Linked DNA regions of Mus musculus: region 1 is linked to region 2. Evidence: chromatin loops called from intact Hi-C (ENCODE). Cell type or tissue: left cerebral cortex. All regions are shown on one strand. Links, peaks and the distances in the headings refer to the core of each region. The heading gives the core; the rest is flanking DNA. Region 1 holds the start of Dclk1 (doublecortin-like kinase 1). Region 2 overlaps Dclk1 (doublecortin-like kinase 1).

The links. A loop is a pair of places that touch in the nucleus more often than their neighbours do. Peaks named below come from ENCODE experiments on the same cell type or tissue, not always from the same donor. Only the 100,000 strongest peaks of a DNase experiment are listed, where the experiment ranks them.
Region 1: it touches region 2 in a loop (9-fold over the local background); 5 of 42 quality-filtered maps call a loop at or near these places.

What each region holds. Positions count from the first base shown.
Region 1 is chr3:55,240,275-55,256,084 of GRCm38, reverse strand. Dclk1 (doublecortin-like kinase 1) reads right to left here and starts at 13,721. Exons shown (of 17, transcript NM_001195538.2): 1 at 13,334-13,721; 2 at 8,559-8,954; 3 at 1-220. The coding sequence starts at 8,934. In left cerebral cortex, for the core only: no CTCF peak of the experiment used is centred there; DNase peaks (open chromatin) are centred at 7,373, 9,075, 9,305 and 11,850; H3K4me3 peaks cover 5,639 bases; H3K27ac peaks cover 3,708 bases.
Region 2 is chr3:55,308,092-55,323,901 of GRCm38, reverse strand. The region is part of intron 3 of Dclk1 (doublecortin-like kinase 1); the gene reads right to left. Among named protein-coding and RNA genes, the nearest start is that of Gm25132, 11 kb to the right of the region's middle. In left cerebral cortex, for the core only: a CTCF peak has its summit at 3,421 (motif pointing right); DNase peaks (open chromatin) are centred at 6,498 and 7,857; H3K27ac peaks cover 2,574 bases.

The DNA.
Region 1 (15,810 bases), core at 4,514-12,513, 69 kb after region 2:
TTCCGTGGCTTCACCCCACTTCTGATGATGGTGACCAGCTTGGGTCGAATGAAATCCTTATTCTCCCGAACCTCCGAAGGCCCACCCTTGGCAGTGGCCAAAGAAGACACTGCGCGGGAGGCTGAGGTGGTCTTGACGTTCACTGACCAGTTGGGGTTCACATTCTTGGTGTACTCCAGCTTCTTAAAGGGCTCGATGGAGCCGCAGACATAGCTTTCACCTGAAGAAGAGAAAGAGGATTTCAAATTTACACCCATGGGAACCCATCCCCCCCCCCATGCAGTCATTTATTTCACATTTTCTACATAGAGGCAAGAATTGCCTATGCTTTTCAAATCAATGGAAGAATGATTGAGACTGAGTTAAAACAAAACCCACCATTTCTCACTTCTTATACAGACTGGCGTCTTGGGATGGGGAAAAAAGGAAAAACAAAAATATGTCTCTCCCTTTGGCTGCTGATAGAAATCCCAATAGACGTGAATCAGTTTCCGAAAGAAAAAGAACTGGAATTCAAAATTGACGTTATCTTTTGATACTTAGGGGCATTTAAATTTTAAGCAAACTTCAAAATTAGAAGCACATTCATTTGGTTCCTGAGATAATTTGAAAACTAAAAATGAATCAGTACACAGCTTCTTAAATAGGTAATATATACGTGTAATGAGAGTATACTATAAAGATTCTGTTTGACCAGATAAAATTATGAAAGGCAGCCAACATAATAACCCTTCTTTTCTGTTGTCTACATCATGCCGACCAAGCCATGCAAATAAGGAAGTCAGTTCAAACTTGCTGATTGGCAAAAACGAAGAGAATGACCAGCCTATAATCTGTAGTGTCACAAATGCACGGGAATATCACAAAATGTTTATTAATAAATGACTCGAGAGTGTGCTAATTAGACACTCGGTCTGAAAATATATAGATTATATGCAAAAGACCAGAACACAGGTGCTGAGAGGCAGCAAGTTATGAAATAACTGATTCTAAAAACATGTCTTAATCCCTTCTCTTGGATGTGTCAAGAATGACAAAATAAATAAATAAATAAATAAAAGTAACCAGCACAAATGTGTGCCAACATTTATTTTGCTGAGAGGTTTAAACACTTCTTTCAAACATGTACTTATGCTTCATAAGAAACCATAAAGCTTAAAAATATTAAACCCCTTACATTAGCAGAGTCTGACTTATTCCAGGGATATTTTCACCAGGATCAAAGTAAATATCACATATGTATGCATATATACATACAAATACATATACATATATGATGCTGTAACAGGGTAGTTTTCAAGGTTTGTTGAGGATCATGAATGAACATATCAGTGGGAAGATCTATGTGGCTCAAGACTGTGTTAGGTAAGCTTGTGACCTTGGACCAGTCCCTTAGATTCCATGTAATGGTTTACTCAATGAAATGTCACTTGAGTTCCTGTGGAGGTCAATTAGGAAGCCTGGAAATGCAGCCTGGTGAGAGAGCATGTTCCTAGCATATACATAGCCCACAGGCCTGGATTTGTTCTCTAGTACCTCCCCAATAGACAGTGGAGATGAAAGCATCTCAAATGTGCAGTTGCTCTACAAGTGGCCAGAGGCAGCTTTGCTCGCAACCATGCAGTACGCTTGAAAAGCCAATTTAAAACAGTAAGTCAGCCATACGGCAGACAAGCCATCTGATGCATGCTATCTACCTGCAATCCTCACCACAACCTGTGAGTCCAATCCTAGCACTCTTCTCTCTGAAGGGCACACTGAGATGTAATGACCTAGGTAGCTTGCTCAAGATCACATGACTAGTAAGGATAAAACCAAGATCCAAACAGTGATTGGTCTGACTCCAGAGCATGTGCTCTTATCCATGATTCCATGTATCTACATGTGCCTCTGAGATAGAAACCTGCTTGTGTCTGAGATCAAAAAGAAACTATCTTTGTTAGATGTTTGTTTTCCACCCTAACGCAAACAAGAGTTGTTTGGGAATGAGAAAATGCCTCCATCAGATTGGCCTATGAGCAAGTTTGTAGAGGGATTTTCTGATTGATATTGATATGAGAGGGCTCAGCGCACTGTGGGTGGTATCACCTCTGGGAAGGTGCTCCGGGTTATATTACAAAGCAAACTGAACAAGCCATAGGACCAAGCTAGTAAGCAGCACTCCTCTGTGGCTTCTGCTCTCAGTTCCTGCCTCCAGGTTCCTTCCTTGAGTTCCTGCCCTGATGTCCCTCCATGATGGACTACAAGATGTGAGCGGATATAAATCCTTTCCTCCCCAGTTTGCTTTTTATCATAGTGTTTATAACAGAAAAGCAATCCAGGACAGAAACAAATAGGGATTGCAGATAAGTTTAGAGAGATAAGGAAGTTTTGCTTTTATTCCCCATTGTTCAAATTTTTCTATAATGTGTACTATAGATGTATTTCTCTTTCAGTCCTAAATAAGGGTGAAATTATTACTCCACAGTATTGGAGTCTTGGAACTTTTCATGTAGCAAAAGAAAGGTGAGAAAACATTGAAGAAATGCCCCAAACAGAACTAACAAGGTTTGGTGTCATTTTGGCTTCAAAAGATAAGAGGGGGAGAAGACACAGGCGATATTAAATTAGATGCATCTTATTCCATTCAAGCTGTGATGGACCAGGTGGTTTACAAATACGGACCATTTCTTTTGGGGGTTTAGAAAGTGGACAGTCCCAGATTGAAACTCTGTGGACTCGGGAGACCCCTTCCTTGCAGATGGTACCATCCTCCTGTGTCTTCATGGGACAGGCTGGGCAAGACACTTCTCTTAGGCCTCTTTCACCTAGCATGTGCTCCTATGTGTGAATCCATCCTCAGGAGCCAGTCACCAAGGTTTCTGTCTTTTAACACCATCCCTTAAGTCAGTGGTTAAGTTCCAACATAGGACTTTTGGGAATTCATAAATATTAGTAAGCTAGCAGGTGGTGACACCATTCAGTAAAATCTGTCAACAGGAGAAGAGAAACAAATTCTAGACAGTGACGGAGAGGATTCCCCACTTGCCTTTGTGAGTCTGAAACACTGAGTGTTCATTTCAGCTGAGGGCACCCATGCAGTTAAGAGTGCAAAGGAGAGGGCTGACTTCAAGAGACAGGTCACTATTTAATAGTGGCCTAAATTAATGGGAGCTAGAAAGATCACAGAAAATGATCCAGAGACAGGAAAATGGAGGGATGGCAGCATATCTAAAGTGTGGCAGGCAAAATAGAAATTCATAACTCTTGTATCACAGCAATGATTACTGTAGATCTATTGATAAATGCCCAGACACATAGCAGCAGCCAAGGAGAGACAATACATCTACAAGAACTCAAGATCCTTCTACAACTCTCACTCGTTGCCAAAAGGAAGACAGTCACTTTGCAATAAAGAATCACCTCAAGTAGCCAACGCTGGGAAAGACTTGTGTCAGAACATTTCTCTGAAGTAAGATCCTCGGGAGGGTGTAAGCTTACTTCTGTGGAACCCCTGCATTCGAACCACTCAGTACCGAACTGAGCTTCAGATGGGCATTCTGCAAGCTACTAGAACAGCATTCAAGCTCTCAAGGACGGCCAGTGCTTGATAGACGTAACTGACATGGCAGCTGAAAATCCCCAGCCTCTGTGGGGAAACTGAGGGGACTCAGTTGCTGTGTCACTGTGTCCTGGTCCTCTGCATGCTGTGTTAGATTGTAGACCTTCCATTGCAGATGCTGGTCAAGGGGAGAACAAGACACCCATCTTGTGATACTTCCGTGAGACCAAGTTAATTTCCACATGAAATATTTGTAATTTACGCAAATGATTTGACTTTAAAAGTAAAATCTAGTCCTTAATTCATGTATTATGTCAGTATTCTTTCAATTAAAACGTTTTAATGAAAATACAGCAAGAAAGTAAGGAGAAATGACTTCCTGACCACAGAGCACACAGCACATAGAACCCAGCAGGCATGAAAATAAAGCCATAAGTTGAAAAACTGTCATATTTGATTACAGAATTTTTGTATAAATTTGCTTGATGGAAAACACAATCCACAAACTTAGTAGGTTACGATGAATATAGAAAAAAAAACTTATTCATTAAAACAAAGGAATGATACTTTAAAAAACTAGATCCTATGTCGATAAAGATGCCGCCAATGTGGCAGAAAAAGACATAAGGTACAAAGCAAAAAGCGTAGGAAAATATATAAATGACCCTTAAACACATGAAATGATGGAAACTAAAACCACAATAGGATGGAAGTGTTCTCTTGATGGGTTGGCAAATGGAAACCTGTATGAAAGCATTGTTTCCTTGAAGATGGCAGGGGTATAAACTGGAACCATCATGATGACCTGGAATTCTCCAATACTCTTCTACCTTCACCCAACCACTTCCTATGCATAGCCTCCTGAAAATAACCTCCACCACGAATAGACAACAAATCCAAGTGTGCTCACTGCAAGCCTATTTGTAACAGCAAGGGGTGGCACACATCCTGCAACCTCATCAAGAGCAGGCTGGTTAAACGAATTAAGGTATATTCCTATGAGGAGTGCCCTGGAGTAAACAGAAAGGACATACTTTGGCCTGGATTTACTCATAGGAAAGGGCCTCTAAGGTAATAATGTTACACGGACAGCAAGCTGCAGAACCAGACACATACAGAGTTACCATTCCGGGTTGATTACATGTAGATTGTAATATTTTGGCAACACCAAGGAACAACTTCCCTCTGGGGCTTTTATGGAAAGCCTGGTTTAGAGCTTTACAGACATTAATTTTTAAACTTTTGACGTGTCAGAGACAGAGAGAGCACCAGTGAAAGTAAATGAGCTACAGAAAGAGAAGAAGCGACACCAAGTTAGAAAGAAATCCATGCTGAGAATCAGGCAAGCGGAAGCCAAGACAGACGAGAAATCACTTAACTGTGGGGTGAAATTCAGTTCATTGGACAGAGCCTTTCTATAGCTCTGGAGTTAGGCAACTTCTGAAGAGACCAATGCGAGGCCAAGACACAAGTGGGAAGGGAGGAAGAGGCGGATTCCACTGCTTCTAACAGAGCTGACCTGACAAGCACCCCCATTCACTGATATCCTGGGACTAGGTATCTGTGTCATTTGTACCCCGAGAAGACCTGCCTCACAGATACGAAGGCAGGGGAGGACTCAGCCAGTCATTGCTCAGGATCCTGCTACATCTCTAAGAGCTTGAAGGATCTGGGTGTGGTACTGTAATTTCTCCACAACAGCTGCATCCCTAAAGTAGAACTGAAATGGCTCAAAACTGGAGAAGGAGACCACACCCCAGGTGAGCCACTGCAGAGACACAGTTACAGTACAGCTGTCCTTAGTAAGCATCATGATTTATGAAAACCTGCCAAGACCATATTGAAAGCAAATCCTTGGGAATTTCACCTTCAATACACTCTTAAGTACACATGTGTTAGCATGACCATATGTATACATGCCGATACAGACATATATTCACTTGTTTGCACAAATACACACTCGCTTGTTACATAATTTGAGCTCAGAACTGCTCTATCAGGGTGCCTCAAGCATGCTTATGCATAATGATCAGAGTCTAATAATAAAACAGAAAGTGCCCGTAGCATTTATAAATAAAGCCCACATTTGTCATAGTTACTTGGAATTTTTAGCCCGAGATCAAGTGAGAAAGAACAAACTTTAAAAAAATAATTGCAAGCCAAACACACTTGTCATTGCATTGACTAAAGAGGTTTAAATTAAAACTCCAACACTGTCATACTGGGAGGGGAAATGGAAAGCTGATATCATGAACTGATGTTAGCATAAATTAGTATGTAAAGTGAAGGATATGTGTCTAATGAGGACGAAGCAACATCTTGCATTTTAAAGGGATAAGCAAAAATGTAATAGACAAGAAAGCCAATATCAATGAATTTCCAGCTATTTAAACACTAAGTGCAGCTGCATGCTAATTGTCCATATTATGAAATAGAAAAAAAAAGTTTTAACTGGAAATTTAAAAAAAAAGTGTAGACTCACACATGCACCAAAGATATCATTCAACTAGGGAAAAAAGTGTATTAAAAAGAAAAAGTTAAAACAATTTCAAACATGAGAATATTCCACCAGCAATCACTTTATGTTGGGGGGGTAGCAGTATTGAGAGAAAATCAAAAGATGACTTTAAGAGCTGTAAAATTAGCTCTCAAATTAGATGCTCTTCCAGAGGACCCAAGTTCAGTTTCCAGCACCCACATGGTGTCTCACACCATTTCTCACTCCAGTTTCGGGGTATCCAACACCCACTTTTGGCCTCCGCAGGCATTGAACACGTGGTACACACACACATACATGCAAACAAAACATTCATACCTATAAAATAAATATTTTTAAGAGATGACTGTGTTTCTGAGATCAGCAGTTTCCACTTTTAGAATTAAGTGAATAATAAATACAATTGTAAAAACAAACAAAAAAACCCAAAACATTGCTTTTTAAGAAATAGTAGAGCAAAAATATTTCATTAAGATTCACTACCAGGTGTGGAAATAGTGGTTTCTAGATAACTTTGTGTTACAATGTCTGCTTTCCCAGCAGAGAGACAACAGATTGAAACAAGCACAAAAGTGCCATTTGTAGGAGCTAAATTCACAGCATAAGCATCTTAGCCCTGCCTTACTGGGTTCAAATGCTACCTCTACTGCTTCCTGCTTTGTGATTTTTGCCCTCCCAGGATCACTGAGAAGGATCACACTCAAGAGGTCTCTGAGGGCTGAACACTCTCAGTAACCTCAGCCGTCATAACTGTCTTCGACCAAGCCAACAATAGCTCGGAGAAGGCATCGTGTTATGGTAAAATGAACATGAGATCGAGGATCGGTGGTGCTGAGCAGCCATAGCTAGGAAGGCAGTACCACCATCAGCTTCTCACCATGGCCAATGATCAATGGGAATGGCGAGAGCAGATCAATTTTGAGTGGAAAAAGCAGATGTAGCCTTCCCTTCAAGATGCCACCCAAGTGACTCTAGGATAGAATGAGGCATCAATCTCCAGGTATCTGAGGACATGCTGTGATCTGAGCACGTCTTTTCTACAACACCATTATCCCACACAGGATGCCTTGTTCACTGGTCAGATTACCTGACTCATCTGATCTTGCTACAGAGCCCTTGGAAAATGCCACCAAATGTTTTACTTCCCCTTGTATTTACCAAGGTCGTATAAAGGACGTGGCACAAAAAAAAAAAAATCAAAGTTGACACAAAGAGGCTTCATGTCACTCTTTCTCTTTAATTTGCTGGAAGTACCGACCTCTGAATAGAAGGAAAAGAGCCAAGGCTACAGGCATCTTGGCAGGGCGACAGGCCACCAAAGAGATGTGAATTCCCGAAAAGCAAACACACACAGCTCAGGCTGCTTGGCACCAGCTACAGTCCAGTCCTACTGTGTCTGGACTGGCACTCCTGCCAAGGGACCAGAGGACAGCATGGGGTGGGGGAAATCACACACAAGCTCCAGCCAGCTATAGAGGAAGACAGGGGGGTTCTGCCTGTGTGCAGCCCTGCGACTGCAAACCTGGACTCCAATTCAATAGGTAGCAGGATAGGATGCTCCCTGCTACAAGCCCAGGACACAGCTGGATAGTGGGGCCTAGCCAAATCCTGCAGGAAGAGAGATGAACTCAGAGTGACATTAGGCTGTATGCATTCTGATGGCTGTGCCACCTACTTTGTCCTTGCCTTCAAGGCTCAAGTTCAGGAAGACTTTTTCCAACAGAAGCTCAGGGGTGCTCAGTACCAGTCATTGCACCCAAAGTCATTAACATAGTTATGATTCCTGTGGCAGTGGAAGACTTCATGCTGTGTTCAAAGGATGACGAGCCAAGGCAAACATGAACAAGAGGCGGGCAATGTATCATTTACAAGGAACCAAGCCTTGTCCCTGGAACAAAACTATGCTGGTTTCATGTTAAATGTCCACAACAGATTATCTGTTAGCATGAACTGAATTTTAAAATAATACGAACAGACTAATTTCTTCCTGTTCTTGAATGCCCCAGGAAGACAATAACCCTCCCAAGAGGCACCCAGTGGGAAGCCTTGTCAGATGACCCTGTTTTTGGTTTAGTGGTCACCACTTACCTAACATATAGCCATAGACACATTATTTGAGTTTTCTGGTCTCAGGTACCTAGTAATAAAATGAATGAATAATTCCCTCTCTACTCTAAAATTAATTTCACATCCTTGGTTCAGGACCTTTTGAACATCATGGTCCAAAAGCTCAGTTGATGCCTAGAAACACCCCTGAATGCTGACCTATACAACTGAAGACACAAAAGGACATGGGTTCGAGAAAGCAAACAGTCCGCTCGGGATTTGATATCTTTTCTTTCTGCCTGCTATTATTAAGGGCTACTGGCTAAATACCATTCACTTTCTTTTCATTTTTTAACAGAACAGGAGATTTAAGCATGTTAAACAGTAAAGGCTCCCAGCCATGGGCTAAAAGACAAGTGACCCTTAGTGACCCTTAGTTGCTAGCAGGGTCCCCAGAGGTTCTCTAAGGCTTACCTTCCACCAGCTGGTCCAGGCTGGAGATCTTCTTGAGTCCATCGATGGTGTAGATGGTTCTCACCCCCTGGGGCAAATTCACATTATCCGAGAGAGTTCGGGTCAAATCAGCCAGCAGGGCCTCGAAAGATCTGAAGCGGTCTGGGGAGATGGCATACACAATTCCTTTGAAGTAGCGGTCACCATTTCTGTAGAATCGAACCTTCTTGGCTTTCTTCTCGGAGCTGAGTGTCTGCAGGGTGCGGGTGCGGTAGAAGCTGCAGTGGGCGCTGTGTGTGGGGCTGGGCAGGCCATTCACACGGGACCCCCTGCTGTACCTCTGCGCCTTGTCCCGCTCATCAAAATGCTCCAACTCCATATCTCTGCCGAACGACATGGCTGGCTTGCTTATGGAACCTGCAAGCACCAGAAAGAGATACAGACCGGTTACGTGAAGATCGTGGGTTGAGAGACTCTGAGAGCAGCTGAGTTTAAACACTGGTGATGTATTTGGGTTGTGGAGTGGGAGAGAATGAGGAGGAGGAGAAGAAGAAGAAAGGAATGGAAAAAACACATCTCATTGGTAACAGCCTATTACTCAACCAGAGTTTGGTTATATGCAACAACCCCCACTATTGCCTGCCTATCATCCCTCAGGCTGCAGTCACATCCTCTCAAGGTGTCACCCTCCCTATTTATAGGTCGAGAAACCGATGCCTGGAATATTTTCTCTTAAATTTCCCAAAGTAATATAGTTGAGAGATATTTCAACAGAAAACACTCTCTCCCACCCCCACGCTCTAGTTTTGCCTGACTATAATGCTCACTGTGAACTGTGCCCATGTAGTGTGCCAATCCCAGAAGCAGGTTTTAAAAAAAGAAGAGCTTTCATGTACTAAGCAGGGGGTGGAAGGGAAGTGGGGGATCAGATTGTAGAAGCTATAATACGTGTGCATTTCTAAGACCAGGCGGAAAGGAAATTAAACCAATCCAGAGGTTCTATGCACTTAAACATGTATCCCATATGCTAAAATGTGATTTCATCTCAACCCTTTGCTTGTGCTTAGTAATAAAATGGGATAAAAAGAGAAGATGACAAAAAGATGGTCAGAAGAGAGAGAGAGAAGGTAAGATGTAAAAAGAAAGGGAAAGGAGATAGAAGAGGGGGGAAATGTGGTTAAGGGCAGGAAGACACCATTCAGGCTGATGAACACACTTGGCCTCATACCAATTGTATAACCTGAGAAATCTACCTGGTTGGCACCTGTAAGACTCAGTTGCAAACAGGAGTAGGAATAGTATCTACTTCATTATTCATATTCACTGTTAACACCTATAAATCTTGCATATGATGAGTAGTGATTTATTGATGGAAAACACGCCTTCTATTCCTGACCTTGGTACAGAGATTACCAGGGGAAACAAAACCATCTACTACCTGTTTGAAAGGCAGGCATCTGCTTATTGGATAAATCCACTCTTGCTAGAAGCGAAGTGATAAAGAATTGTCATCCTTGAAGGAATATCTGTGTTTCAACACAACAATCTAGAAAGTCGGAAAGCCTACATCATAAGAATACGTCTTACATGACAAGATTTCAGGCACACTGAAATAGGCTATACGTGAGGTAGAACTCCGAAGGAAGAACAAAAGCTCCTGCTACTTCCCAAGTCACTGATGTGAAGTTCAACCCAAACTCAACAAAACTTCTGCTTCTTCTTGTGACTTTTCCTTCACCTTCAGCAAACTGGCCCCTGAGCCGCTCAGAGAGAGTAAAGTTTACTTCTCAGTTGAAACGTCCATTTAATTTAAAATGTGTATAAACAGAGCATTATGGGCCATCCTCGGCCACAAATACTAAGTTCAAGGCTAACCTGGGCTACATGAGACCCTGTCTCAAAAAGCTCTAATTTAATACTTAATCGTTAATTATCTAAAACTTGTAATAAGAAAATTCACAGTGAAATCATAGTGAGAGAATTTGTAGAAATCATTCCAAAAAATGAATCAAGTAAAAGAAAGCAATATTGATGACTTGACGATTCAATGACCAGTTAGTTCTCTGAGAGAAGAGACATAAACAGAACCCTCTTCTAAAACTCACACAGCTCCAACAAGGCGTGTAGTCTCATCAAAGCTAGGTCTGGGAAACAGGGTTGACCCAGAGTGTCCCAGTTACAAATGAGGAGTTGGATTTTCAAGTTCTTTTAATCGGGATTCCAAAGTCGGTGCTCTTGGTCTCCAGCCCCATGACACTAGGTTCTGTTCCCATGGGAAGCATGGACTTTGAAGCCACCACACCTGCCTAGGCTTTCTCCTGGACATCTCTCTTCTGTTGTTAACTCCACTGAGAGGAATTAAAACCCTTAGTGTGAGTTAGGAGTATCTTCACTTCAAGCAGAAAAGCCATCTCTCGTGCCTCATAAACAAGCCATTGTCACCTAATTCTGCATCTTTATAAAAGCTATACCAGCCATGGAGTGGTTTTGTTGGGTTTGTAAGTAAATAACTTCAAAATAGTCACCACTGGGACCAGTCCCATTGGTATTAGCTGCATAACAGAACCCAAATTCTGCTTTGATATTGGTATCTGCTCCTACTTTGTTCATATATTTGTTAAGCAGTCAGTCTTCAAAAAGGCATGTGGGTTGATCGAGGAAGGGGATGGAGGAGATTGCAAAGCTATGCCCACACACTAAGCTCACCAGAACTTTAATGGTAAATGCCAAGGTGACTTTTGGTTGCATTTGTTTTCTTTTTAAAGGCACTGGCCATCCTTCCATTCCTAGGGGCTTCCTCCAAAGTTGACTTATGCAAAAAGGAAATAAGGAGGAACCTAGCAAAAGAGTGACACTGTTATGTGACCAGAAATGGCAGACATCAACTTCCAAGGGTCTTCAGTGGTTCACAATTGGCAAAATCCAAAAAAAAAAAAAAAAAAAGTTTTGGCAGCAATTCAAACTGGGAATGCTTTTAGGATCAAGATTCCACACTAAATGATAGAAAATCTATTTAAAACAGAAGGTTTTGCTCATTTTAGTAACAGGTTCACCCAGGGCAGGCATTACATTCCCTGCTCCCCACCCATGAGCAGGCAGTGATGGGACCAGCATGGCAGAGCTATGCTCGAAGTGAAATAACTGCCAACCCCACAGCTTCCACTAACTGAAAGCCAAGGCCCGCTGCGCACACTTCAGTCTTCTGGGAATCATGTGTGGAATGAAAACAGGTGCCCTCCCCTCGCCTCTGCTGGCTCGGCTTTCAGAGTCTTAGTCACACATGTGAACTAAGAACTCTAGAAGAAAATTCTCCGGGCTCCCACAGGTTCACACTTCCTATACAGGAAGCTAGCTAGAACACACTTGGCCAGCATTTGCAGAGCATGGGAGGATAGAAGTCTCTGGATACAAATGTGGGCACCAAGAAGGTGCTCAGAGCCCTCAGCCACAGAGACTACAAACTGTGGGTGGGGAAGAGCATGGACTTTTATCATACTCTACAAATATTACAAAGCCAGAGAAGCAGTGTTGCTCGTTGTGGGGTTTCTCACCATTCTAAGGAATATTATATTCACCTTTCTGTGAATGAGCTCCCATTTCATCAATTTTAGAAACACACACACACACACACACACACACACACACACACACACACACACACACGTCTAGCATAAATCCACGCCATCACACATGGAAATCCCAAAGCATATTTTAGCAGTTGGATTAGGATTCAGGTGGATAGAGAGGTATGGAATAAAAGACATGCATGTGTTTCTCCGGAGTGCACGCACCACCCAAGCCAGCACATCACAGGATGTGGGAACATCTTTTAAATGTTCTTACATATAACCTCTCTTGAAATCCCTCCTAACCTGCATTCATGAAACATTCCATACCTAAAACGCTGCCCTACTTTCCTTTCCCATTGAAAGGCGATATATTTAGGAACAGTCATGACACGGTCGTTCCCCACCCCCCCCCCGCCCCCTTCGGAACACCCTGCAGTGTGGCAGCTGAGCGCGCGTGCACAGTAACCTGGGCACACATTCACAGGTGCAGTCAGAGAGGGAGCCCTGTTTGAATGAAATCTTCTTGTTACTTCTCTCACCCACAAGGATTTCCTTGCCAAATCCAGTGGCGATGCCTCAGAAACCTGATTTTCAAAAGCAGCCTCTTTTGTGGGGCAATGCGGCGCTGTGTGTGCGCTCCCCCTAGGAGGAAAATGTCTTTTCCTCTCTGCATGCTTTTAGCACTGCAGGTACTAATTCGTACACAAGGCTTCCTGGCTGTCCCCAGAGGAACTTGAGACCATGCAAAAAGGTACTTGCAACGCCTACACTGCAGCCCCCATCACCAGGCACATGCCACCCTCCTGGGCACTCGGGAAAGCATGCACACAATAAGAGGCCAGGCCCAGCCACTCCTTCCTTGCCCACTTGGTCCTAGCTCCACAGTCAATCCTGACAATGACAAGCGCCTCTCCCAGCTCCTCCGCGGCTCTCTATCTCCAACAACAAGGGGATGGAAAGCCTTGGAGGGCCCAACCCGCCAGACTCCCTATTTAAAGCCGGTGGCACCAGACAAAAGAGGCAGGAGCCAGCAACCCTGGGGCCGCGGGCACACAACGCTTCCTGGCCGGACCAAACTAGCCAGCCCAGAGCAGCCGTCTTTCGAGGAACGGCGGGCGGGGCGGCTGCTGCCCAGTGGGGTCCATCCTGGCCAGGGCTTCCAGGGCTGCGGTCAGACGGCACCACGGGGCCTGCCCGCACCTTCCCCAGCCCAGGCAAAGCACGCACCGGTCGCGGGTGGAGGCTGGGTTGTCTGTGGCCGGCTGCTGGAGCTGTCCTCGCCGGGCTGGGCGCGGCTGGGGCTGCGGAGCACGAGCGTCTGGAAGCTGCGACCGCTAGTGCACTGATGCGCTGGAGCTGGTCCTCATTGAAATGCGGTTCTCCGCTCAGCCTCACTCCAGCCTCTCTCCCGAGGAGGGCGGTGGCGCGCAAGCTTTTCTTGTGTCTCACTCGCTCACATGCCCTCCCTTCTCCCTCCTTCTCCTGCTCCGCCCTCCGCCCTCCTTGGCAGGGCGCGCCCACCGTGGCTGAGTCCAGGGTCCTCCCTCCTCTAGCCAGGCTTCTGGTTGCAATGGTCTTGGTAATCTGGATTGCCTGGACACCCCTCCGCTCCCAAGCCTCCCCAGTCGCTAGAAGGACTTGCCAGAGGATGGGGGCAGATTGGTTGGTGGCTCAGGGAACTGAGAAAGAATATCGATAGAGATGAATCTGAAGCAGGTCATGTGCTGGGCAGAGAAGTGGTCCAGTATTGAGGTCGCCTTCATCAAAGGAGACCAGAGGAACTCACCCACCTACCCACACACCCCTACATCTTTTCATTTGGCATTGTGGTTTGACACGCCCTTCCCAGGAATAGGGAAGCCAGTAGGATTGCCCCTCAAAACTGCTTTTTCTGAACTGTCCTGGGAGACCAGATCTGGACCCTTCAAACTAAGCAATGTAAAGTAATCCTCAGTCTCCCTACTTGGGGAGGGCCACGTTCCACTCGTCATTCGCGATTGACCCCAAGACATGAGTCACTGTTGAGATGGTGGCCTCCTGCTTAGGGCTTTATTTCACAATAAGCTTTTGATAACTTAAGGCCACACTTAGACTGCTCTTGGAGGCCTCTTGGCTGCAAGACTGGCAGTCTGTCAGGGTGGAAAGTCCCATAAGCTTACACAAGCCTTCCCTCCCCGAACAAGAATGTTCTCAGAACCCAGATGTTCACAGCTTCCACTGGATACAATTCTGGGGACTGGGACCCCATCCCAGGTATCTCTGAAACATTTGCATGGCTCAGTATGCAGCCTAAATATATATATTTAAAAGTCATTAGACAATACATAGACACATGCCAATATATGTATTTGTTTGTCTTACTGACTCTGGGCTGCTCAATAAAAAACACAAAATTAATTTTTTCTGCCCACTGGGTCCAGTTATGTATTTTACTATTTATTGTTACTAAAAGTTATTCTGAAATTCTCCTGAAGTATTCTGTTCATGCTGATTACCCTTTGTTAGAAAATGCAGCCAACTGGGATATGTATTACATATTCAATAAATGATGAGATATCTACTTCTGAGCTACTCAAGAGGCCAGAGATGAGTGTAGAATGCACTCACCAAATTAACTAGATGCAAAGTCCCACGCTCTGCTTCTTCAAATTCTAGTGCAAAAGTAAGGCTCAGAGCTAAGCCAAGAGATGGACACCAAACAAGTCTGTTTCATTGAGACCAGAAATCAAGACCTCCACTTATCTTGCCAGTGAGAAGTCCCCAGTGATTTCTTCCAAGTGTGTGACTAATAGAGATCCTACCTCGAACCTCCCCCCAGTGGACATGCTGTCAAGGTCATTTCATTTTATAAATGACTTATTTATCTCAATTTTATGTGTATGAATGTTTGCCTACATGTATGTATGCATAGCACATGTGTGCAGTGCTCCTGGAGACCAGGAGAGGATGTGGTATCCCCTAGAGCTGGAGTTGCAGGTGTTTGTAAGCCACTGTGTGGGTGCTGGGAACTGAACCCAGGTCCTCTGCAAATGTAACAAGAGCTCCTACCCACTGAGCCATCTCTCCAGCCTCCTCGAGGTAATTTATTAAGCATTTTATATGACTTAACCGTATCTTACCATGGTCCTAGTGTTACAGGGTCTGCTTAAATCCATCATAACTCAAACACCAGGTCAATGAAGAAGACAAAAATGTATTGTAATCAAGTTGCTACTGGTCAATCAGGACCTCAGAAAAGACTCAGGAGCTGAACTGAAGCAAAGAGCCAGAATATCACAGGATATTTAAGCTCACATCTCATAAACACCTACGCCAAGTTATTATTACAGTTTTTCACCAATTAGTATAGGAGTAGGCTCTTGGGTCTGGGAATATTACCTTAGGTTAACCCAGATAGCAAGATGGAGTTGTCCTTGAAATATCTGAATTCAGACAACTGTCTCCTGAGATATTTGGATTCAGACAAGTGTATCCTTTCAATAGAAGCTGTTCAGCTATTGGGAAGTCCCCAGTTCCCCTAGAGCCTAGAACCTTGAATTTAGTTTGCCCCTGTGGTTAAATGGGAGTCTAAAAACAAAATGGCAGTATTTAGAACAAGTTGGGTTTTTGTTTTTTTGTTTGTTTTTTTTTTTTTTTTGAGAATTCCCAACACTAGGGTGTTTACTTGAAAAATGAAAATAATGTAATAAAAGAAACAAGATCAT
Region 2 (15,810 bases), core at 3,121-11,120:
TTTTTGTCACAGATAACAGAAAACCAACTTATAACTTGTCTAGTTTTGTTTTACCAACTTGACACAAATTAGAGGCATCTGAGAGCAGGTAACTTCAGTGAGAAAATGCTTCCGTAAGACTGGCCTGTAGGCGAGCTTGTGGGATATTTTCTTAATTAGTGACTGATGAAAGAAGTGATTGACGTGGAAGGGCCCAGCTTTCCATGTGCGGTACCAACCCTGGACAGGTGGTCCTGGTGTGTTTAAGAAAATAAACTGAGTAAGCCAGGAAGACCAAGCCAGTAAGCAGAACTCCTCCACGGTCTCTGCTTCAGTTTCTGCCACCAAATTCCAGTCTTGGTTTCCCTCAGTGATGGACAGTAAATGGTAAGCCAAATAAACCCTTTTCTTCCCAAGCTGCTTTTGGTCATAGACCTTCCTCACAGCAGCAGAAAACCCAAGACACAAGCTGATTCAGATATAATTGCCCCAGATTCGGGACAAATAAGATTTTTCTATCTATATACAATTATATGTAAGCAGTGATGGCAAAAATCTAGTCAAGTCTTAATTGGATGGCCCACACTAAATTTAAGACATCAACCTTCAGCCGAAAGCAAGCCATCATCTCAGTACCATGGAAATCATTGTTTCAATACCTCTTAGGATGGATTAATTAAATAGTTCTTCAAGAGTCTAAGCTTTTGTCCGTTGTATTAAATCTTCAAGGGCTTCAGTATTCCCATTTCATAATGAGGTTAAATGTTTCCAGCCAGCATTTCTGCACTGCCTGGGGTGTCTTCTCCTTTCAATGAACTGGCTTCGCTGGAAATGTAATTGCCTCAAATTCAATTTGAGCAGGAATATCTTTTGCCAACGGCTTCTCAGGAAGGGAGATAAAGCAGTTGATGATTAGAAATGATATACTGTATTATAGTGTATTAATATAGTGTTAGAGTGAAATATTAGCTTCCTCTGTCAGCCCAAAAGAAGCTATATTGACATGAAGACATCCTATCTTAGGGATCTAGCTCTACCGACGAAAATTAATGAAAAGATACTGATAGCTTAAAATTTGTTTTCTAATTTCACTTTGAAAATCCAACTCAAATAACAAGGCCAATATCGAGGGCTTTGAGCTATTCTCACATAGTGAGATTCTCGTGGCAGGATTATTCTCTATACAACATGAACCACAATGAAGTTGGCCATGCCTTACTGGCCCACAATTTCAGAATAATTACTGACTTTTGGTGAGTAAGTCTGACAGCCTCAATGTGTGCCTGTGTTGGACAGCATCAGCCCTCTAAGATCATGACTGCTGTTCTGAGGTGCAAGGTGAGTTAAGGTAAATACGACCGATTTTATTATATATATGTAATAAAATTACTTTCTAGTTCAGAACATTGGTTAGGGTAATCAACTTATTCCTATTCTTTTTAGGAGATCTATTAATAGATTAGTGTGCGTGTGTGTGTGTGTGTGTGTGCGCGCGCGCGCGCGAGCACAGATGTGAGTGACGTATCTGTGGAGTTCAAAAGAGAGTTTCAGATCCCCTGGAGCTGGAGTTACAGGTGGTCCTCATTTGTGGCACATGGGTACTAGAACTGAAACTTGGCCCTTTGCGAGAGCGGCAAGTGCTTTTACTCAATAAGCCACCCATCCCTCCAAACCCCTATTCACTTCTTAATTAATCTGATGTTTAAACAAAACTGGATTTTTAGTCTTTCAGTTTTGCTCATGTCATTATGATATATAATTTGCATCTCTTGTAGACTCACAGATTATTAAAAAAAAAAAAAAGAAGACTGATGGTTGTTGGTAGAAGATGTAACACATACAGGTAAGATTTGCTTTTCTGGAAGCCAAACACATTGTGAAGTTATGATTTGATCTTTGATTAATGTGATGACACATTCTGCTATGATTATCTACAAACAGCTCTGATGAAGCCCCAGAGCCATTTTTTTTCACACTCTATGCCAAACACAACACTTATGGGCTTAAACATGCAATGGCTTTCCCTCAGTCCTCACGGCACCTTTCAGGTTCCCAGTTACTGACCTCCCCAGCTGGAGGTCTTCTTCCTGGTTCTCTTCCCTTGAGCTTCCTGATCCTCCATGGCCCTTGTTCTCCCTCCTTCAAACCCTCGCTTACACACTGGAATCTGCAGGGGACGCTAGCTGACACTTTCTAGGTGACCTTTAGCCTCTTCTCTTTCTTCAGCTCTTGGCTCTGATTCCTATTCCCAGACCTTCCTGGTCACAGTGTAATTTCTATTCTAACATGCATCTGAGTGACCATTACCTACACATCTCTGTCTTATTCTCTCCCTCACGTTTCCCAGGGTCCTTGTAGCTCCTTAGGCAATATTGGAAACACGAGTGCTTGTACCAGCCATTACTCCGTTACCTCAAGGTCTGTGTTACCAATGGCCTGGGTAAACCCAACTCACTTTTAACAGTAAATAATAGACTCTACTAACTAAAGCCACTGAAGATTACATTTTATTAGAAATATACACAGAATCCTAGTGAACACAAGAAACACCAACAATAACAACAAACACCTCCCTTTAAGACATCACAGAAATGAAAAAGCCTGGGAATTGAGAGACAGCTGTTGGGAGTTAGTATTTGGATTAAAAGTTATCTCCACAGCACGGGGCAAAACAAGGGAAAACAATAATCATCAAATAAAATGTTCCTTTTAAACATTTCATAGCATTTGGGTCTCTCTGTAAAATTTTAGGCACAGATATCTTTTGTGATAACGATTCCATTTTCTGTCGGATAGAAACAGCTCAAGAGTTGTCTAGCGCTCGAACCAATCATTGTCTTATGTAACCTCCCAACAACCACAGTAGGCAAAAAAAAAAAAAAAGATTAATCTAGATTTATTGGTGCATTTCATAAAGACTGGATAGCTTGTTCAAGGCAACACAGACACAGTGGCACAGCAGGGAGCCAGAGCACTGGCCCAGATCTACAAACACAGAGAACAGAAACCCTCCGCAGTGAGTTGTAAGACATATCCTACCTCCAAAACCAACTTCCCACTCGGAAGCTGGAGAACACTGAATGAAACAGAGTTTCAACAACTGTATCTCTTGTGACTCAGCATCTGGTGCAGACCTAGAGACTGTGTGACTCATACAATATCCAGAGAAGGTCATTTGCAAACATTTTGGGTTAATAGGTGGCCAGAGCTCTTCTGTTCTCTTTTGTGTGCGTATGGATGTACCTACAGGAATATATGTGTTCCATGTGGGTAGAGAATCATAGGAGGCCAGAAGAGGGCTCTCTCTCTCTCTCTCTCTCTCTCTCTCTCTCTCTCTCTCTCTTCTTTCCTTTTTTTTTTTTTTTTAAGATTTATTTATTTATACAAGTACTCTGTAGTTGTCAGACACACCAGAAGAGGGCATCAGATCCCATTACAGATGGTTATGTGCCACCATATGTTTGCTGGGAATTGAACTCAGGACCTCCAGAAGAGCAGCTGGTGCTCTTAAAATTGGAAAATCAGGCAGCCATTTGAGCAGCCCTGTGGGTACTAGGAACCAAACCCAGATCTTCTTCAAGCTCAACTGGTCCTCTTGACCGCTGAGACACTGCTCCAGCCCCAGTGGGAGTCCATTTGTTTTCTCAAAGTCTGGGAATGTAATTGGTGCTAAAGTGCTTGCCTGGCACTTGTGTGAAGCTCTAGTTTGATTCCCAGCACCAAGAATAAAGTGTGAAAGGGGGAGTAGAAAGGAAAGGGAAAGAAGTATGGGGTCTTTTGGGGATGTTACTGCCTGTCAGCCCCAGGTTATTTTCTGGTAGTACACTGGAGGATGCAACGATGTCCTATTGTTACTAGACAGTTAAAATGATCACTTGCTAAGTCATAAAGATGAGCAGAGTCACAATGAACCTTATTCCTGGTGACATGACTAGATGATTTAGTGTTGGGCTGCTGTTAACTTGTTAATATAAAAATTATCTAGCATGATCTTTTGGACCCCTTCGTCATCTTTCATTGTGGAATCTGAGGCTGTAATCCCTTACTTTGCTCTGTAAACCTGGCAGAACATCCCAGAACACTGGCTCCAGGGCCCGCTTGCTAGACTAACGGTGTCGGAAGGGAAGACCCAGCTACATGTGCAGCCTGATGTTTTAGCAGAAGCAGAAAGTGTGTGGGAACAGTTGTCCACACTCCCCATTCCCCCCCCCACACACACACACACTAAACACACACACACACACACTGCACTGCCTGGCTCAAATTCTTCACAGAGGTGGCCAGCTCACTGGAAAGTTGGTGTGGTGTAGCTACAGGTCTGTTCTCAGCAGCAGCAGTGAAGAAGGGGGTTGGAGATTCATACTATGGGACTCAGGGCTGGGCCTTTGATTTCAAAATGAAACACTTCCTTTCATAGGGTAGTTTTGGAAATAAGGGAATGGATCTGAGCTTGTCCTCTTTCTGTCCCCCAAGAGGAGAGCACCCTTCAGCCAAAGCCCTTTGAGATACCTCATAAGGGAAGTGGTCTAGGGGCTTCTCAGTGGGGCATGACTATGCCACTCTAACCTGCTATGGCAACCTAACCTGCTATGACACCCTAACCTGCTATGACACCCTAATCTGCTATGGCACCCTAACCTGCTATGGTGACCTAAACTGCTATGGCACCCTAACCTGCCACCTCTCTACAAAGGCTCCTTTCCTATCGCAATTGTCTTACGTTTTCTCTACTTTCTAACTTCATTTTATTGCAAATACAAACTACAGGCTGTGGATGGCTAAAGTTCCTTGGGTTCAGTGTTATTTTTGACTTTACTAAGAAGCTTTCTCGTCAGGCCTTTCCTTTGACAGACACTAGGCAGCGGGTGCTTTTCCCACACAACAGAAGCAACAGTGGCCATGGTGAGAAATGACCTCTCCAGAAAAAACAGGATTGATTACCTAAACACTTAAAGAAGAAGAGATATCAACAACAACTCCTCTTCCTCCTCCTTCTCCTCCTCCTCCTCCTTCCTAACTTTATTTATTTACATCCCAAGTGTTGCCCTCCCTCCCTGTTCCTCTTCACAGAATTCCACTCCCATCCTCCTCCCCTTCCCCTCTGAGAGGGTGCTCCTCTCATATTCCACCATCCTTGTGCATTCAGGCTCTATAGGATTAGGTACATCCTCTCCCACTGAGGCCAGACAGGGCAGGCCTCTGCTACATTTGTGCATGGGCCTTGGACCAGCCCATGTATGCTTTTTGGTTGGTGGCTTGACAGCAACTTCTTCTTGTGCTACATCCCTGTAAAGACATTTATATGAGGCTTGTATTCAATCCTGAAGATGCTCTTATCTTGAAATAATGTCCTCCTGAAATTCAACACTAAAGACCCATATAATGACCTTATTTTAATGTTGATATTGCACTCTGGGGGTATAAGTCATAGGAGCTTCCTAGCTACCTAATTCTGTGTCACCCACTTGCCCCTAAGTTGTTTTGTTTTAAAGTTAGGCTGTCAAAGAATAGTACATCCTACTCTGCATTTTCACAAAGTAATGAGAAGATTAAAATCACATACTGTAAGAGGCTTCAGGGTCTGGCATAAAGAGATTAGTCATTAGAATCAAGCAATTTAAGGCATTTGTGCTTCATCAGTGTAACCCTGGCCAAGTGATCTAACTGTACTGAACAGGGAGTCATCAAATCTACTGAAAGAGATTGCTGTGAGATTTCAGAAGGACAAAGTGCCAGCCAGTCAGTTCCAGAGTTGGCACTCAATAAACATTAGTACCATTCAAAACCACACGTCTTCATCAAATACAAAGCATGTTGCCTGTTTCCCAAAATAATATGAGCTTAATGAATAAATGAGCCATTGGCTGTCCTGTAAATGGTTGTGAGACAACACATCAAGGATAGGAAGTCAAAAGAAAGTGAAGTCATGGGGTAGGGCCCATCATCAGTGAACAAACAAGTGGGTTAGTTCAAAGCTAACTTGGAATTTTATCATTGAAGTCACCAATACAAAGGAAAAAATTGAGATAATTTAATCATTAGATAAATGAATCACCTGTCTAAAAAGGGGCATAATTTTATTATTATAACCAAAAAGAATTTATAAAAAGTAAGAAGGACTTTTTGTAATAATTTCTACCCTAAACTGAATGCAGAATTTTTAAATACATTATCAAATAAAATGAGATTTTTGAGTTTGGTATAACTATGGATCAGTCTCCATATGTAGTTGTCATATATCTTTTATTAAAATATAACAGATGTGAGTTTTCATTTCCCAGCTATATTTATAGTCTTAGAAGTGTTCATCCCACACAGAGATGTTTAGACCTTATGTATACTTTTAAATTTTACAGTTAGTGCAGGAGTCCATTCTATTCTCGATGTTTGAAACAGTTTAAGCTGTGACATCAATCACAAGTATGAGTGAACAAAGAAACAACATAAAGAAGATCATGCAAATTCCACCCAGGCAAGCACGCTGGCAAACGAGCGAACCATGGAAGGAAACCAGCGCTTTTGTTAGATAACTGCCAAGCTATAAATCCTCCTACTGTGCTTGATACCAGGCAAACAACAGGTTCACAGACATCCATGTATGTATATGCCATGAAGTAAGAAGCAACTTCCAACATGAGCCATTTCTTACCATTTGAGAGAAAGGAGAAAAATGAAAGATGGTGGAGACAAGAGAGGACCACTTAGGGAAGCAGGAAGGAACAGTTATCTAGGCAACACACTGCTGGCTAGCCAACAGACCACCACAAATTCCTCCATTGCAGAAACCATCCTCTGGGACCATGAAAATACTGGCCAAATGTCAAGGACAGCACAAAGCCCACTCTTGCCTACTGATGTCAGCTGCTATGCATCTCTACCTTTTGTGTCTTCCCTAGAGAATTGTTAAAACCTACTGTGAAATGCTGCAGCTTTTGGAATGGCTACTCTAACTGGACAGTTCACTGAGATGTGTTAGAATGGCTATTCTAATTATATAGGGGTTCATTGAGATGTGTAGACTTTGGGTCAGGTTCATTTTGGTGTGTGAATATTTTCTAATTTGAATTCATTTATAATAAAGTTTTAATTAAAATAGTCATACTTTAGGGTGTGTCTGGGTGGTCAAGCATGTATATGCCATATGTATGCACTTCTCATGAAGACCAGACAAGAGCTATGGATCCCCTAGGGCTGGAGCTATAGTTTTGAGCTGTTCATCATGGGTGCTGAGAACAAAACAATAGCTCTCTGCAAGAACAGTAAGCACCCACCATCTCTGCAACCCCAAAGTTACATGTTTAATAGTAAACTCAGTGCCTATTCATTGGGTGCTATTCTTTCCACCTACAGAAATGGAAGGCATAACAAAGATGAGTGCCCAAGCTCACGTAGACAGGGAGAAGAAGATTGAAGACCTTAATGATGGAAGACTTGAGACCTCTCATTCCAGAGCCCATGGTCTCCGTCACTCTTTTTGAGAAGTGATCATCATGTGCAGAGTGTCTACTGATTTATGATTCTCATCACTAGAATGTGTGACCAGTGAGACCATCTCACATGACCAAGCAGTCATCGCGAAAGGCACCAACTTACAAAGAGCCATCCGCACATACAGCTGTCATTCCCATCGAAAATGTGTCTTATTTATTCACTTTACTTTAAAAGTGACTTTTAGAGGCGGTATAAATATCTCATTTTGGGTAAGGAGCAACTACAGAATGGATTCAGAAACTCAGGTTTTCAGACGCTTATGAAACTTTAAAAGGATGCTCCAGAAATAACCCTTGGCCACAGTGCATTTCTGAAGCGTGAAGCTGCGCCCCCTTGTCAGGCCTCCCTAACCAAATCTGTGAAAAATCAAAGGACATAATTTTTTAGGATTTCTTCTGCCACGAGAGATACAGTGAGCTGCAGTGTGACTGTGGCTGTGATGTCCCAGTCTTCCATAGGCAGCAGCTGGCCCATGGTATAAAAAGCAAATTGGCGAATAAAATTCACACTCCTCAAAATGTGCGAACGTCCTGATTTTTTTTTTTTTCTCTTCAGCATCTCTTTCCTCTGAACCCAAACCAAGGAGGCAAGCACGAGTGTTTTAAAAAGTCCTTTTCAGTTTGAAATGCTGTCGATTTTCTTGGTAAAATATTGTGTTTATGGCAGTGAGTAGTGAGGGCTAGCATGTGTGCATATACACACACATCACACACACAAATACACTGCCCTTCCATATTATAGGACTAAGCTACAGGACAACAAGAAATCTATGCATTAACTAAGCAAAGACCTATTTTAAGCGTGAAGTTAGGAAATAAGATAGACACAAATTTGTTGCTGCATAAAGGGGTAGGTCTAGTGACATTATGGTTCTGAACTCAGTATGTATATAATGCATGTTATTTAGCATATGCTTAAAATTAAGATGAATCTACTTTGTATAAGACATTAATATAACATAAATAACCTTTCTTTACATATAATATGTCCATTAGATTAAGGCAAAAGAAGTGAATTTTATAAAACTCAGACTCCTCTTGAAGCAAGGTTCAGTTAAACAACAATATTTAGAATTACATCGAATGTCCTAAAAGTTTCTCAGGAAAGTTACACACTTTTGAGAATGTGAATTTGTAAGTGGAATTTCCTCTGTAATTTTTTTTTTTACATTTTAACATCTTTATAAGTAGCAATTATAATGTGGATATTATTGTTTAATATTTTTAAATGAACTCCTTTTTCAAAAGCATCACTATAGAAGATTTGAAGATTTATAGAAAAAAATTATAGGACAGTTGGGACAGATTTCTTTTGTCCCCCCAATTGATTGTGACCCCTGATCATGTTTTATATTGTCATTAGATACTGTGTTTGTATTTGAATGAACCAATGTTCCTTTGCAATCTTTTCCCTCATCTTTATTAAAATAGAATTGGCAAGTGATAAATGTATATAATTATGGTAGGCACTGTGCTGTCTTGATACTTACAACCATTGTATGCATTATGAATTGATAGCCAATCAAAATAATTAGCATATTCATCACTACAGCTACCTATCATCCCTACCTGTGGCAATTTTCAAGGAAACATGCTTTTTTTTTATATAGTCCATGTCCACTAACTAAGGGATGGTACTGCCCATGGTGGACTGAGCCCTTCTGCATCAATCAGCAATGAAAAAACATCCCCATAGACATGTCCAAAGACAATACTAATGGAGGTGATTCCTCAGTAGAGCTTCTCTTAGATCATTGCAGTGTGTTAAGTTGACAAAACTAACTGGCATACTCACTTGGACCAACAGCTCCTCACCACCCACCCAAATTTCTCCAAACCCATCACTGTACTATTTAATGAGTTCAGCTTTTTAGAATTCATGTATATGTCAAATCACACAGTTATTGTCTCCTAGTATCTGACTTACATCACTTTACTTAATACTCTCTTGGTAATCTACATTGTCACCAAGAGCAGGATTTGTTTATTGCTAAAGATGGAATAATTTTCAATTGTTAATATAAATCTCATTTTTAAATCTATTCATCTGTTGGCAGCAGGTTGATTCTGAACCTTGGAAATTGTCACTGTCAGAATGAACATACGTATAGCTATCTCTTTGACATGACATTCTGATTTTATTTACTATGCATATGTGTATATGTGTGTGTGTGTGTGTGTGTGTGTGTGTGTGTGTGTGTGTGTGTGCCCTAGGGGAATTGTTTGATATAGTTGGAGTCTCTATTCTATTTCATAACAGCCATTTTAAGTTAAATTCCTTCTCCACAGTGGACAAGTTTCTCTCCCTCTACAGTCTCCCTGGTACACATCCTTGTTTGATAACTGCCATCCTCACAGGGGCAAGGTGTATGTTGCTGAGGCTTGAATTTGGATTTCCTTGATAAGTTGTAGCACTGAGCAGATTTCCTTGTACCTCTTGGCTACTTGTGCATTTTCTTGAGAGAAAAGTCTGTTCAGTCACTATGTCCATTTATAAAATCAGTTTATTTTCATTGTAGAGTTTCTTATTCATTTTATTTATTAACCTCTAATTACATGTATTATTTGCAAGTATTTCCCCCTTTTTAGATTATCTCTTAACTTTGTTACAGTGCTTTGGGTATGTAGCAACTCAAAATTGATTAGTGACTTAAACTTAAGGCCTGAATTTGTAGAAGTACTAGAAAAAAATGAACAAATCTTGATGCATCATGATTAATTATAATCCATCCTTCATTCACATTTTCTTAGCCTTTCTCTGGATTCTAAGTACTCTTTAGCATAATCAGATCATATCTGCTGGACGATTCCATTTAACTAACACGTCTCTTTGAGTTCATTTTGGCTCTATATCTCAGACATTGCTTCTTTGGTTTTTTTGGTGACAACTGGCAGTTGTCGGAGCTCAGTTCAGATATTTGTGGAGTGGCCTTCCACTGGCGTGTATGCCTAATGTCTTCTTCATAATGCACAGTGTTTTAAGTGGGGGGAGGAGGACCGTAGGGGTGTAGAAGCATGTTTACAGTTCTTAGCCCAGGAAGTGCGCATTGTGGGGAGAGCTCACCAACACAGTAACTTAACTCTGCTCAAGCCAGCCTTGACATGTGGGAAGGTAGTGCTCCTCAGCCTTCTTGAGGGCACAGGAGATTTCTCTTCTTGACCCATGATATTCTCTCAGAAAAACTCACGGTGTGCAGCACATGCTTAAATGGTGGGGAGAAGATCAAAAACAGAAGATCCACAGGAAGCGCCTAGGAGTCTTCTGAGTGAAGGGCCATCGCTTTGTCTCTTCCCCGTCTGTTTGCTAGTCATAGACTCAGGGATACTTATTCCATCCTTTGGATCACAGTCCAAGATCACTGGACTTAGCGTGTTTCTCAATTTCTTCCAACATGGCCAAGGAGAGCTTCTTCAGGTGACACCTGTGTCCTTTGAAATATCTCATGTTGTGGGTTTACTGGTTTATTTCCTTCTAGCTGCTTACTTTACAGCATGACAATATTGTTTAGGGTCATCTGGTACATTTCTTGTTTCATGACCAGGACCAATCACTCTTCTAATGACACCTCCATCCCTGCTCCACTTTCATTCATGAATGATATTTTTAAAATGGGTTCTAGTTATCAGACACATTTGCTGCTGGTAACATGTCACTGCATCTATGCCTTTTCAACTGATAGAGAAAATATATGTGTGTATTCTAACCCTTGCATTTGCTCACATCTATAAATATTTCTGTACGTGCCATCTGTGCCTGCTCATAATTATATATGAGTTCATACCCAGTGCCTCTCACTTGAATTTAAACCAGTTGGATTATGTTTACCTCTGTCATGTTTATCTGTAAAACTTCACCCCAGCATTGAGGAACCTGCTGCCTGCATTTACTAACTATTCAGGTCCCTTAGACACGTGCAGTAGCATACAGATATCCCATCTGTATCCCAACGGCAGATAATTTATCATCTGTAGGTCACAATTATATACAGCTCCCTTTGTCTTCATTTTACTGACTTTATTCACTTTAAATCCCTTCACCGGTTCAAAATATTTGTGTCATAATTTGTTATTCAGTGAGATCACTTATACAGTGAGATTGTACCTTAAGATGAAACAGAAGCCAGCATATTACTCTATCTCATTTCATCGCAGGTGCCAGAATATTTAAAATGCAATTACATTTTGCCCCAGATTCTGAAGTACTTTCAGCTCCAAGCTTAATTAATTTCTATAATCAAAGAGTTTGTTCACAGTGTGCATTCACATATATGCATCTGTGAGCCATGCCTACCCATTACCATTCATGTAATCAAATCCTACATAAATGTAATGTTGTAATATTTCACATTGTAGTTTCTGAGACAATACACTATTTTTTAGTGAACAGGCATCAGAAAGAATAGGAGAATATATATTAGCCTAGCAGTGGTGACTCTGTCTCTAAGGATTTGAATTATTTCTCCTCTTACCTTTCCCACATTCTAACATAAAATCAAGGGAAATACTGCCTTGGGTACTCCATTTTCTATTATTGTTGGATCAATTCTAACTGAGGTCTGGACAGGTTAGTGCTGAGAACAGAGTGTGAAGCTAGGCTTTGCTTCTGTGGCTTAGATCTTTGACCTACAAAGATACAGCAGCATCTAGGACAAGGGTCACTTTTATGTACTGATTGAAGATAAGTGTCCCAGGACAATCACAAACTATTTCAAGTATGTCTTTAGTTCTGTACCCAGGGGTCAGAGGCTGGTGAATCTCTGAGTTCAAGGCCAGAAAGGTCTACACAGTGAGTTCCCCTTTTAAATAAACTAAAAGTAGCACAGAAGATAGAATGGCTGTTCTCAGGGACTGGGGTAAGGAAAAGATTGGGTAGACATGCTAACAGGTGTAAAACTTCAGTTAGAGAAGTCACACCAAGTACAACATAGTGATTGTAAGTAATTGTGTATTAGATACCTAAAAATGGCCTAGATAATAGGTCTTGCCGTTAAAAATGGGGAAATGGACTGGAGAGACAGCTTGAAGTTAAGAGTACCTACTGCTCTTGCAGAGAACCTGAGTTTGATTCTGAGCACCTACCCACCTATGGCTCACAACTATCTGTAACTCTAGTTCCAGGGGATCTGACACCCTTTTCTGTCCTCTAAGACCATGGTTCCCAGATGGTGTAGAGATGGACATGTGTACAAACAAACCATTCATTCACCTAAAATAAAATAATCCTAAAAAGTTTTCTATGGGAATTAGTCAACTTGACTAAACTATCAATAGTGGCTCAAATATATCATAGCCTATACACATCAAAATAACATGGTGATTATTACAACATTATATAATTTTTATCATGCTAAAAGTGATCTGTGGAAGCCTACTTGAAACCAATTGATGCTTAGAACTGTATGTGGGGTAAAACTGGGGACAATAATCAGACTGAAAGCATTTCTAATAAGTTCTTAATATTGATTTAAACTTTAACCCAAGCAAGGGGCAACTATAAATTAACACTAATGCAGTTTTATTTTTATATTAATTAAGAAATCAATAACTGATAACTTAATGTTTTCTTCAACACGGTATCCTTTTGATACACAGGGTCAGTCTATTCATATTGTATTTGGCATGCTGATAGTAAATAGATTTATGTTTTGGTGTTTTAATTTTGAAATCAGATTGATTGATAAAGATGGTATATTCTCACTCTTGTGTTTTCTTTACAGTGGTAAAATTCTGAGCCTGTATGAGCCAGCTAGCAACTGTCTCTTAGCTCAGTTACAATTTCCAGGGAAATCCACTTGTGTAAACCAAGGTTGTGTCTTCTATTTAGTGATCTGTAAGCACACAGCAGTAAAACATCCCTAAGTTGGGAAATGAGGGCTTTGCCATCAGCTTTCCCATAATGAGTAGTGTGCTCTAGGGAAAGCAAGTCTTTGTCTGAGATGCTCAAACTCCCTCAGAGCATTCAAGAAGCCAACTGTGCTCTCAAAACTTTATGAGCCCAGGTCTCAAAATATATGAGCACACTTCAGAGTCCTCGGGACTTGATTTCTCTGTCCCTTCCTCAGAACACAGAGCTGGCTCTGTGGAGCTCTGTGGGCTTGCTTAAGAGTATGTGGAGGGGGCAGGCGTCTGGGAGCGGATTCATGTATAATTTTCTGTGTAGCTTGAAACCTATCTCCTCGTGTTTCTTCAGTCCTCGCTTTGAATTCAATCTCATTGCTTTCATCACTTTCCATCTTAGCCACGCCCATACGATTTTGCCAAGACAACAGCCAGCCTGAGAAAATGAAACGCAACTCTTTGAGAGAGGAGGGCTTTGCTGTTTGGACTGCTGCTGCTGAGCCACCCGGCCACTGGACAGCCTGTGCATTTTTTCAGATGCCAATCTCTCTCATTGTTCCAAGTAAGGGTAGCAGCTTAAGAAACACTTGCATGGTTCCCAGACTTTCCTGAAGGGAAATGGAGGAGTGGAAGTGGGAGAGAGGGAAGGTGTGGGGAGGACTGGCCTCAGAGGAGGGAGGGGAAACCTCAGTTGGGGTATAATATATGAGAGAATTAAAAAAAGAAATAAAGAAAAGAAAGAGAAATAGAAATAAGGAAAGAAAAAAAGAAAGATAATAAAAATAAAAAAGAAACACAACATGTTCTATGAACTGGTCAATCTGTCCCCAAAGGCTAATGACCCCAAAGAGTAGATGTCTGTCTGGAAACACCACTCATACCACTTGCACTGTGAACATGCAGACATTTACATGGATCCAATAAAATATTATCTTCCAAGCCTTTGCCCATCTTATTTTTTTAAGGCTTCACATCTTCCAAACCAGCTTCCTCAGGTGTCTTGGTGACTCCTTTCTGATTGCTAATTTTAACAATTTAAATGAAAATGTATGCCCCCTACCTTAATTATCTATCACACCTTAAAAAAAGAGATTTATTTATTTTATGTATGTAAGTATACTGTCACTGTCTTGACACACCAGAAGAAGGCATCAGATCTCATTACAGATGGTTGTGAGCTACCATGTAGTTACTGGGAATTGAACTCAGGACCTCTGGAAGAGCAGTCAATGCTCTTAACCACTGAGCCATCTCTCCAGCTCCCCAGCACATTTTTATAAAAGCCCCTCCCTCAATGCAGCTGCTGGCAGGGCTTCTGTTATGTAGGAGTTGGGCATGGGGGGGTGGGGCTGCCCACATTAGAAAAGCTGAAGAATAATGTTTTCCTCCTATCCTTTCCTATCAGATACTGCTCAAAGCCTGGATGTGCTTTCCCTGCCACTGAGCTGTCTCACTGGCTCCCCAGAGACCAGCCTCCTCCTTCCACCATGTACCTGCTTGCCAGACTCCATTGTTAGACCTGCAGGCTTCCTTAGACCCTAACTGAAAAGGTGTGGCTTTCTGTCTCCTCCATCCACCGCCTTCAAGCATCTGCCAATATTTACAGCTCGTCTACCCTATTGTTTTCCTCTCAGATTTTAATAAACATTCTTTCATTAACAAGAGTAAGAACTAAAAGACTGAAACCCTACTTGCTCCAATAATATATTGCACCCAATATGAGGTCTCTAAATTCCCCAGTAACAATGATGATAAATTAAAATATTCTAATAGACTATGCTTGAAGTCATTCAATAAAAAGCATACCTATTAGCTCGTAAATAACCAAAGACTAGCTTTGGGGTGAAAAGAAGCCCACTTTATATCAACTGTTGAGTTTCATTTTTAGGGAGACTCCTAATAAATCCATTGATTTAACAAGTGATTGCAAATGCAGAAGCCAATTCAAGCAAGCAAGTGGTTACTATAAGCTTAGTAATGGCTCTAAAGTACTGTTAAAATATATCTTATAACTGAGTTAACACATACCGTCGTTAGATAATTTGGACTTATACATATTTGGTTCTTTAGCATCTTTATTACTGCTTAAATAATTAGAACTACCTAGCAAATGAGGAAAAACAATATTTCTTCATCAGCTTGAAATATCTCGAGGCATAAAATGCTGAAGAAAATAAACATGTGGAGCCGGGCGTGGTGGCTCACGCCTTTAATCCCAGCACTCGAGGCCAGTCTGGTCTACAGAGTGAGTTCCAGGACAGCCAGGGCTATACAGAGAAACCCTGTCTCGAAAAACCAAAAAAAAAAAAAAAAAAAAAAAAAAAGAAAAGAAAAGAAAGAAAGAAAGAAAGAAAGAAAGAAAGAAAGAAAGAAAATAAACGTGAATTGAATAACAGGTACATTATCTAGTGGGAATCTTACAACATGTGGTTTACTAATCTGATGGTAACTCCCCTGAGTACTGGGCAGAAATCACGGTCAGCAGTGAAAGTCTGGGAATGCT